2 separate regions of the Homo sapiens genome follow, and region 1 is linked to region 2. The links are chromatin loops, found by intact Hi-C in ENCODE. Cell type or tissue: mammary epithelial cell. All regions are shown on one strand.

Region 1 (5,000 bases), 140 kb before region 2:
TTTATGAAAGAAGGTAAAAAGAAACTAGTAAATAGGTGAAAGAGATGTAAAGAGAGTCACAGATGTAAAGATGTATTTTTGGTAACAAAGATTAAGAAGAAAAGAGAATAATTTTGTATGAGAAATAATCTTATGTGGTAAATTTTTGTCCTACAGTAAAATGACTGTTTATTTAAGAAAGAGGGAAATTTATGACAAAACAAAAAGTTCAAGCATGTTGTAAATTGTCTGTGTAAATCATGATAAGGTTCATAAAAAGAAAAGCTATAAAAAATTTTGTGTATGATTAACTTGGCTATAATTAAAAGGAAATAATTTATAATAGTCATGATAAATGTGCTTAACTGCACAAGCAGCCAAAGGGCACAGGAACCACTCTGATTATTCTGTATAGAATTCATTTCCTAGGCCGGGCGCTGTGGCTCACGCCTGTAATCCCAGCACTTTGGGAGGCCGAGGTGGGAGGACCACGAGGTCAGGAGATCAAGACCATCCTGGCCAACATGGTGAAACCCCGTTTCAACTAAAAATACAAAAATTAGCCAGGCATGGTGGTGTGCGCCCGTAGTCTCAGCTACTTGGGAGGCTGAGGCAGGAGAATCACTTGAACCTGGGAGGTGGAGGTTGTGGTAAGCCAAGATCGCACCACTGCACTCTGGGCGACAGAGTGAGACTCCGTCTCAAAAAAAAAAAAAAAAAAGCAGCTGGGTGTGGTAACACACACCTGCAATCCCAGCTACTCAGGAGGCTGAGGCAGGGGAGTCACTTGAACCTGGGAGGCAGGAGTTACAGTGAGCCAAGATCAAGCCACTGCACTCCAGGCCTGGGCAATAGAGTGAGACCCTGTCTAAAAAAAAAAAAAAAAAGAAATTCAATCTGGTCCTGCACCCCACTATTAACTATATCTACCACATCAGTGCTCCTACAGGGGAGGCTACTTCCCTGAACACAGAGAGTGGGTGAGAGTCTCAGGTCCTTGAGGAAACTGCAGGCTTCTGGCTCCTCCCAGTCCTGGGGAGTTTCCCAAACCTCTCTCCCTTTGTCTTGACACTTCCTCTCATTCTCTTCCCCTGGGGTCAACCCACGTAATCCCGGTGCAGCCCATTCCTTCCTGGATTAGCCCACTAAAATGCTAAAACCCATCAGAGTTTCCTTACCACCAACACTGCTCGTGAACAAACCTGTCACCAGGACCTGAACTGTACCAAGGGATGCTTTTCCCCACTATAATCTTCATCAACCTCTTAAATAAAATAAGCACTTATAATATCCTCATATAAACATGAATAAAGGCATCTCTGGAAATGTTTCTGTTTTAATTAAGCTGCAAACGCTTCATCCTTACAAGGCATATAGAGTTTCAAGGCAAACCCATAGTTGCCCCCCACATCCCCAGACCACCCCCTCCTGACTGAAGCAGAAAAATAGGGTCTGGAGGCAGGGAACCTAAGGCCGATTCACGCTGACTTTCTAGAACTAAATCAAAAGGAAAACCCCAACTTTCCACACCTAAGTAACAAAAGGACTGGAGGCTACTCCCTTTGCAAACCCCACCCCCCTTTTCTGTGGGGCCGACGGAAAATTGAAAGTATCTCTGATTGGTTGATTTCTGCAACCAGATATTTGCATAGGAGTGTAACTTTGTAACTTCACTTCAGCCTCTGATTGGTTGCTTTCCACAACCAATCAGACACTTACAAAGGTGTAAGTTACTTTGTAACTTCACTTCAGCCTCTGATTGGTTAATTTCTGCAACCAATCAGACTGATAGTGGGCCACTATTTCTTTTACTTAGAGTGTACACCAAGTCGCCAGTGGGAAACCTCTAGAGGGTATTTAAACCCCAGAAAATCCTATGCTTGGTCTGTTCGCACCCTGTGGAGTGTACTCTCGTTTTCAATAAATTTTTGCTTTTGTTGCTTCATTCCTTCCTTGCTTTGTTTGTGCATTTTGTCCAATCCTTTGTTCAAACTGCCAAGAACCTGGACACCCTCCACCCATAACATAACCAGATTGCTGCCTTTGAGCCTCTTCTTTTTTAGAAATTCTAAAGGCGCTACTGAGAATATGATGCATGTCCCTTCAGCCACTAGCTGTTCCCATCTCTTCTGGGAGATGTTCAGCGCTGGGTCCTCTCCACCTGCCCACAGGTTTAGGGAGCCGAGGGAGCCTTCCAGAGCCTCTAAGTCACCTCTCTAGGAGGCTGTCTGCCTGGCCCACACACAGGCAGGCCCCATTCTTGGCCTCCCCAAGCCAAGAGGGCACAGACTGATGATCCAGGGCAGGTCTAGGCAAGTGGGGCATGCAGGGATGTTGTATTAAAGCTTAAGCATCATGAGAGGATCTGATGACTCAGGGAGCAATTTCTTGAGCCCATATTGTCCACCTGGGAAGAAATTGTGGCTGAGGAGTATTCAGGAGCAGCTATGGGGGAGAGAGGGGCAGAAATACACCTCAAGGTAGGCCTCTACTGGGTTCAGGAGGTCCCGGGGCTAGGCAGAGAAAGGCAAGCTTGAGACCCAACAGCGCCACCCACCATGCATAAATCGGTTCCCTAGTCATCAATTCGCTTATGAATACGGAGGCCCCGGAAAGGTGAAGGGTGCCTTCTGGTGGCCAGCTGTGGAGGTGGCCTCGGAGAAGGGTGACCCGAGTGACAAGTTGCAGTGAGCGCTGGCTGCGTGCCCAGCCGCGTTGCACAACTCCCGGGCCACCAGGGGGCGCCATTCTCACACATTCCAGAGCAAACGGTGCTCCTTGGAGTTGAGCGGCGCGACGGTCCTGCAGCAGCTAGCCTGGGATGTACCCACAGCTCACCGGGGAGTCCGGGCCACACGTCAGCTGGATCTTGAATGAGATGAAGACGGGGAGAAAGGGCCTTCCGGACAAAGGGCTTACGCCCTGGATAAAGGGCGTGGAGGGGCGTGGCACGTTCAGTCTGGACACAGCATAAAGTGCATTGGAGAGAGGCGGGAGACAGGATGGAAAGGAGGGTGGGAAGAGCTATGAAGCTCCCCAGGGCCTTGCTAACGCGTTTGGACTTTATCCCGCGCCAGACTTTTTAAAGGTGGTAAGTAGTTTACAGATGTGCGTTTTGAGGCCAGCACATTTTGTTGTTGTCGTTTGTTTGTTTGTTTTTCTTTGAGACGGGGTCTCACTCCCAGGCTGGAGTGCAATAACGTGATCTCAGCTCACTGCAACCTCCGCCTCCCAGGTTCAAGCGATTCCCCTGCCTCAACCTGTCGAATAGCTGGGGCTACAGGCGCCCACCACCACGCCTGGCTAATTTTTGTATTTTTAGTGGAGACGGGGTTTCACCACGTTGGCCAGGCTGGTCTCGAACTCCTGACTTCAGGTGATCCTCCCGCCAAGGCCTCCCAAAATCCTGGGATTACGGCCATCGTGCCGGGCCAGCAGCACAGCGTCTTAAGCAATTTTGGATATGAATACCTTCGAGACGAGCTTGCGCTCCCACAGACCCCACCACTCCTACAGTCTGTAATTACCCCCAGCTGCACCCATATGCGTAGCTTCCCTGGTCCAGAGGGACGTGCGTGTGTGACCCTGCAGGATAGTGGGGTGGCCCTGCATGGCATGGCTGCCAGTGCTAAGAGGGGTGTGCCGCCAGCCTCTGATCCCTCTCACCGGCGGGCCCCCCATCATCATCACTATATGATGACCTGAGGCGTCCAGGCTCCCGAGGAAAGCCTGCCGCCCTGGTTCCTACAAGGGACGCCTAAACACAGAGTCCTAAACACAGAGTCCTAAACACATGCAGGGTTGGAGGGAGACTGACGAACTCAACTACCAGCCTGCAGTCGGCAGCCATCAGCGGATTGCAGGTACCCCGCGTGCGTGTCTCGGCTACAGTGCGGAAGACAAGAGGCCTTAGGAAGTGGGAACGGGCGCCATCTGGTGGTCATCTCTGGAGTGACAGCAGAGAACTGGAACATATTTTATATTTTGTTTCCACTGCTCCATGACTTGACTAAAGCAGAAACAATTCGGAGAGTACTGTAGTATTAAATACCTAAGGGCCACACCAGGCCAGAAAGCAACAAAAAAGAAATGCTAAAAAGAAGTTCTTCAGAGAGGGATCCAAGAAGGAATAAGTGAAGGTAAAATGAAATCCTTTTTCTTATATTTAATTAATCTAATAGATAACTGATAAAAGTTCTAATAGCAACAATGTATTAGGCAATTGTAGCATATGTATAAGTGAACTGAATAACCGCAATGTTATAAAGGATGGGAAGGAGGAATTGTGAATGCATAAATGGTACCTGCACCACTTGTAACACTTGTGAAGTGCTGCAGCGTTATTTACAAGTGGAAGTAGCCAGACACAAAAGGGCAAATATTGTATGAGTCCATTTATATCGTTGCCTACAATAGCCCAAATTAGAGAGAGAGAAAGTAGTACAGAGTTTACAGGGACTAAGTCAAGGGAAAAATGGGGAGTTGTTATTTAATGGGTAGAGTTTCTGGGATGGTGAAAAAATCTACAGACAAACAGTGTTTTTTTGTTTTGTTTTGTTTTGTTTTTTGAGATGGAGTCTCGCCCTGTCGCCCAGGCTGGAGTGCAGTGGCCGATCTCGGCTCACTGCAACCTCCACCTCCCCGGTTCAAGCAATTCTCCTGCCTCAGCCTCCCAAGTAGCTGGGACTACAGGCGCCCGCCACCACACCCCGCTAATTTTTGTATTTTTTAGTAGAGACAGGGTTTCACCATGTTTGCCAGGCTTGTCTCGAACTCCTGACTTTGTCATACGCCCACCTCGGCCTCCCAAAGTGCTGGGATTGCAGGTGTGAGCCACCGCACCTGGTCCAGCAGTGATGTTTATACAACATTGTGAGTGTACATGATGCCACTGAATTATACACTTAAATATTGTTAAAATTTGTCAGGCATGGCTGGGTGCAGTGGCTCACACCTGTATTCCCAGCACTTTGGGAGGCCAACGTGGGTGGATCACCTGAGGTCAGGAGTTCAAGACCAGC
Region 2 (5,000 bases):
CATGGACACAGAAAGTGGATTAGTGGTTGCCAGGGGTTGGGCAAGGAGAGAGTGGGGAGTGGCAGCTCGTGTGCACTGGGTTTCTTTCTGGAGTGTTGAAGAGGTTCTCGAATTAGATAATGGCGACGGTTGCATAACTCTGTGAAGATATGAAAAGCCACTAATTTGTACACTTCGAAATGGTTAAAATGGTGAATTTTATGTAAAGTTTATCTCAAAAAAAAAAAAAAAGTCAAACATACCTGCGGTAGGTATTCTTAACATCCCCATTTTACTGATGATAAAAGTGCGTGTCAGGGACCAGCTCTGCCAGGTGCCCAGCAACCCTGCACATCTCCACCGGGCTCGACGGCAACCTGACCTGCGTCTTGGTGGAACACCCTGCAACTCCTCATGGAGCAAGGGGCGTTAAGTGGCCCTGTGCATCGCTGCCGTGAGTGGTCTCACCTGCCTCCCCACCCTTTTGGAACTGCTGCAAGGCCATTTCTCATCGATCTTCCTAGTTTCTGTTGAGCGCAGCGCTTTCCTCCTCTCTCCCCACTCCCACAAGTTACGTCTGCAGGTGCCTGCTAAGTCTGTAGAGTGCTCGGTTGCAGTTGAGAGCTGGCTGCTGCACAGCAGGGCAACCCACTGTCCATGCCATCTGGTGTCCCAACCTTCCAGCCTTGTGTCCTCCTGTGGGACGAGGGACACAAGGAGCGACATGTCATGCTGATTTAGCTTTTGCTGTCTGCGTATGTAACAACCTGTCCAAATCCATGTGGCTCAATGTCTCCCTACAGACAAATCTATGGAAGTGTGGCTGGCCAGCCCCACAGCTGCAGGGGTAATCTCTACGGCCCCGTTAGCCCCTGCTGCTTTGGGAATGCTTGATGCTGAGATGAAATAAATGTTCCTGGGGCCCACCACTGCTGGAGGCAGGATCCCATCCCAGCTGGTCTGACTCAATTCAGACACAGTAAAAGCCATCTGGCAGGTTATCTGATATGACAGTAAATTAAAATGAAGACAGTTCTAGAAAAGACGAGATTTGTTCTAAAGTTTTTCTTTCTGATCTCTTCAAAATTTCTGCCTTATCTTTACTACAACAATTCAGAGAAGTCAAGGAACTCCAAAGCCTCTCTTAGGGGCATTTAGACAGTCATCTTTGGGGAAATATGGGGCTAGGACACGTAAAGTCACTCGATGACTTTTAGAAATATTAGCCTGTGACCACATATACATTTCTTCAGGATTAGAAATTAAACTGGCAGTCTTTACACTATAGTTAAACATTGTCTCCAAAATTGCCCCTGCAGTTTCCAAAAGTTGAAAGCCCTCACCCATTAGGGACATTTGAGTCATGGCACCTTACCTAGGCCTTCTTCAACCACAACCCTGATCTTCCAGCTGCCTCTTCTGTCCTCAAGACAGAAGCTCGCCTAATCCTTGGAACAAGAGGCAGCAGATCCTGAGAAGTTTCTGCTTGTGTTTGTCGGCAAGGAGATGGCTTCAGCAGTGGTAGGGGCGTAGGCAGGGGCAGGGCTGCCCCCTTAGTCTGTGAGGCTGGTGATCGGCCACAGTGAATTGGCTCCATATCCACGAAGAGGCAAGGAGGCTCTGCTCTAGTGACCCAGGTCCAAACCTGGGAAGCTCCAGATCTGGGACAAGCTCCAGATCAGGCCCAGGCTAGCCGTGTGACGTTGGAGCAGCTGCTTAACTCTGAGCCTGCCCCTCCTGCTGCACAAGTCCCTGCTGGCTGTGTGGATGAGCAGAAATAATGTCCATGAAGGCATCACAAGGTCTCAAATGGAAGGCTCCAACAACTGGTTCAGTGAAAAAAAGGTTTGGAGAAAATACACATTTCCATGACCCCAACTGTGGAGAAATCTTTCTGTCCTTCTAGCTTTAAGAGTAGCAGAGCACTGTCTGGTGAGGAACTTTTCCTCCCGAACAGTCTCAAAATCGAAGCTCTGAGCACACTGAGCCAGGCCTTCCCTCATCTCTTCCTCTTCTGCACATTTGCTCAACTGTGATCTGAGTCAAGCCAGCAAGATCCAAGCTAGTCTAGCAAAGCATTTTCCAAGCAGCCTTGGAAAGGGGTTGGCCTCGTGAGGACACTGATTCCTAATATTTGCAGTTGGCTTTGCAGAGCTCTCATTACAGCGAAGGTGTGAGGGTGTCTGTTGCCACCCGCTTTTGAGAGAGAGGCACTGAGCACTACAACAGCACAGCTAATGTTTATTGGACCCTTCGTTCGATCCAGGAATTTAGATGGACTATTTTATTTAATTATTTCCATTAACCTGCTACCATTATCCCATTTTGGAAAGAACACAACGGAGGCCCAGGAGGGGTAAGGATTCTGTCCTGCAGTCCGAGGCCAGCAGGGCTGTGTTTCCCAGCACCGTGAGGGTCTTTACAGTTTGGGACCAAACAAGGGTGAAGTTCAGGACGGGGCCACGTGAGGGCGGTGGACTAACATGAAACAGAAAAGCAATCCGTTGCCCAAACGCCGGACAACTCCCAAAGGTCCTTGTTAACATCTATTTGATTTCTATTTATTTTCCAGGCAGCTGTGGGAATTGGGTAAAAGTGTGGTGTCTGGGGCCAGACTGCCTGGGGTCGATGCTGCCTCCATTATTTACCGACTGTGTAATCCCAGGAAAATTAGTTACCCTTCCTGTTTACCCTCCCTGAGCTTGCTTCTGCCTCTGTAAAGTGGCCCAGTTAGCAACCGGCAGGCCAGGACTCCAGAGCTACGGAGGACAAGTGGTGGCGCGATTATCGTAGCGAGCAGCACGGTGGGAGTGGCGCTAACGGTCAGTTCAGAAGACACTTCTGGAGATGGTTAATAGAACTTGGTATAAACAAACGGCGAAATACTTGCATTAGCCAACAGAGTGCTATTCAAATTGAACCATCAAAAGAAATCAAGGATGGGTGATGATGAAGCTGAGGATAGTTGCTCCAATAAAAAGTCGCTCTCCTTTGCCCAGTTTCTACACTGGGTCAGTTTTTGAACCCAGAACCCACTGATTGAAGCAGCGCCTGCAACTCCAGCAGGAAGAATCCTGCGACACGTGGCAATTGAACATGTAATGACTCCTTCAGGCCTTCCCTCAAAGGGACCTAAGACTATTTACTTGGGTAATTGAGCACTGGGGAAAAAAAATACTAAACATCTTGAGGACAATTAGACACAGACTTATAGTAGATATGAATAACCTTAGATCCCAAGTGTAATCATGGCCCCTGTTAGAATTAGGCACATACAGGCTGGGCACAGTGGCGCATACCTATAATCTCAGCACTTTGAGAGATTAAGAGGGGAGGATCACTTGAGGCCAGGAGTTGGAGACCAGCCCGGGCAGTATAGGAAGAACCTATCTCTACAAAAAATTTTAAAATTAGCCAGGTGTGGTGGTGCACGCCCGCAGTTCCAGCTACTCAGGAGGCGAGGCGGGAGGACCACTTAAACCCAGGAGTTCAAGGCTGCAGTGACCTATGATCATGTCAGGGTACTCCAGCCCAGCCTGGGCCACAGAGCAAGAAGCTGTCTCTAAAAACAAAAAACAAAAAACAAAAAAACGGAATAAGAGCATATAGCGACTAGGTATAAATGGAGTTCTGGCTAAACTCCAGCTCAGAATATGTCCATTGAGCAGTGGGCATTTCCTCAGTTCCCAAATGTATATGAAATAGAGATTCTTGGTAGTTGGCCTAATCTCAACAGTTCTTTTCATTATAGCAGTTTGAATGGGTGTGTAGTGGTTCTCAATGTGGATTAAATTTGCTTTTCCAAATTGACTATATTGAGCATCTTTCATGTGCTTATAGTTATTTGTATATCCTCTTTGGTGAAATGTCTATTTTGTACATATTTTAATTGGGTTGGCAGTTTACCTTGTTACTGAATTGATTTCTTTTTTTATTTCCCTTGAGACAAGGTCTCGCTCTGTTGCCCAGACTGGAGTGCAGTGGCACGAACTCAGCTCACTGCAGCCTTGACATCCCAGCCTGGAGATATCCTTCCACCTCAGCCTCCCAAGTAGATGGGACTATAGGCACACACCACTGTCTCGCTCTGTCGCCCAGGCTGGAGTGCAGTGGGGCGATCTCAGCTCACTGCAACCTCCTTCTCCCAGGTTCAAGCGATTCTCATACCTCAGCCTCCTGAATAGCTGGGACTACAGGCGCGCACCACCACGCCTGGCTAATTTTTTGTGTATTTTTAGTAGAGACAGGGTTACATCATGTTTGCCAGGCTGGTCTTGAACTCCTAAAGCCCCCTATAATAGTGAATATGGCTCCTATTAATAAGACGTAGTGGAAGTGGGCTACAACATAGTATCTGTCATATAACACAATGTCTAATGATGAGTTGGCTAGTACAGTGCCGGTTAGGCCTCCTACCATAAAAAGGAAAATAAATCCTAGGGCTCACAGCATTGCGGGGGATCATTTGGTATTGCTGCCGTGAAGCATAGCAAGTCAGCTAAAAACTTTGATGCCTCAAATTATCCACCTGCCTTGGCCTCCCAAAGTGCTGGGATTACAGGCATGAGCCACTGCGCCTGGCCTAATTTTGTTCATTTTTTGTATGAACAAGGTCTCACTATGTTGCCCAGGCTGGTCTCAAACTCCTGGACTCAAGTGATCCTCCTGCCTCAGACTCCTGAAGTACTGGGATTACAGGTATGAGCCACTGTGACCAGTCAGGGTTGAATTCTTTATATATTCTGGATACAAGTCCTTATCACATATATACTGTGCAAATAATTTTTCCCAGTCTGTGGCTTAGCTTTTCATTTTCTTTCTTTCTTTCTTTTTTTCTTTTTCTTTTTTTTTTTTTAGATGGAGTCTCTCTCTGTTGCCCAGGCTGGTGTGCAGTGGCAAGATCTCAACTCACTGCAACCTCTGCCTCCCGGGTTTAAGCAATTCTGCCTCAGCCTCCCGAGTAGTTGGGACTACAGGCGCGTGCCACCACGCCCAGCTAATTTTTTGTATTTTTACTAAAG

Evidence for each region. Peaks named below come from ENCODE experiments on the same cell type or tissue, not always from the same donor. Only the 100,000 strongest peaks of a DNase experiment are listed, where the experiment ranks them.
Region 1: a loop joins it to region 2, with 9 times the contacts of the local background. A loop is called at or near these places in 7 of 110 quality-filtered maps.

What each region holds. Positions count from the first base shown.
Region 1 is chr2:84,923,279-84,928,278 of GRCh38, forward strand. No RefSeq gene overlaps it. Among named protein-coding and RNA genes, the nearest start is that of TMSB10, 20 kb to the left of the region's middle. RefSeq lists enhancers at 1,801-1,850, 2,785-3,446, 3,198-3,247, 3,888-3,937. In mammary epithelial cell, CTCF peaks have their summits at 2,687 (motif pointing right) and 3,917 (motif pointing left); DNase peaks (open chromatin) are centred at 1,003, 2,343, 2,673 and 3,913; H3K4me3 peaks cover 1,182 bases; H3K27ac peaks cover 4,125 bases.
Region 2 is chr2:85,064,541-85,069,540 of GRCh38, forward strand. It overlaps LINC01964 (long intergenic non-protein coding RNA 1964), which reads right to left and starts at 2,807. Exons shown (of 2, transcript NR_146453.1): 1 at 243-2,807; 2 at 1-139. In mammary epithelial cell, a CTCF peak has its summit at 2,435 (motif pointing right); no DNase peak of the experiment used is centred here.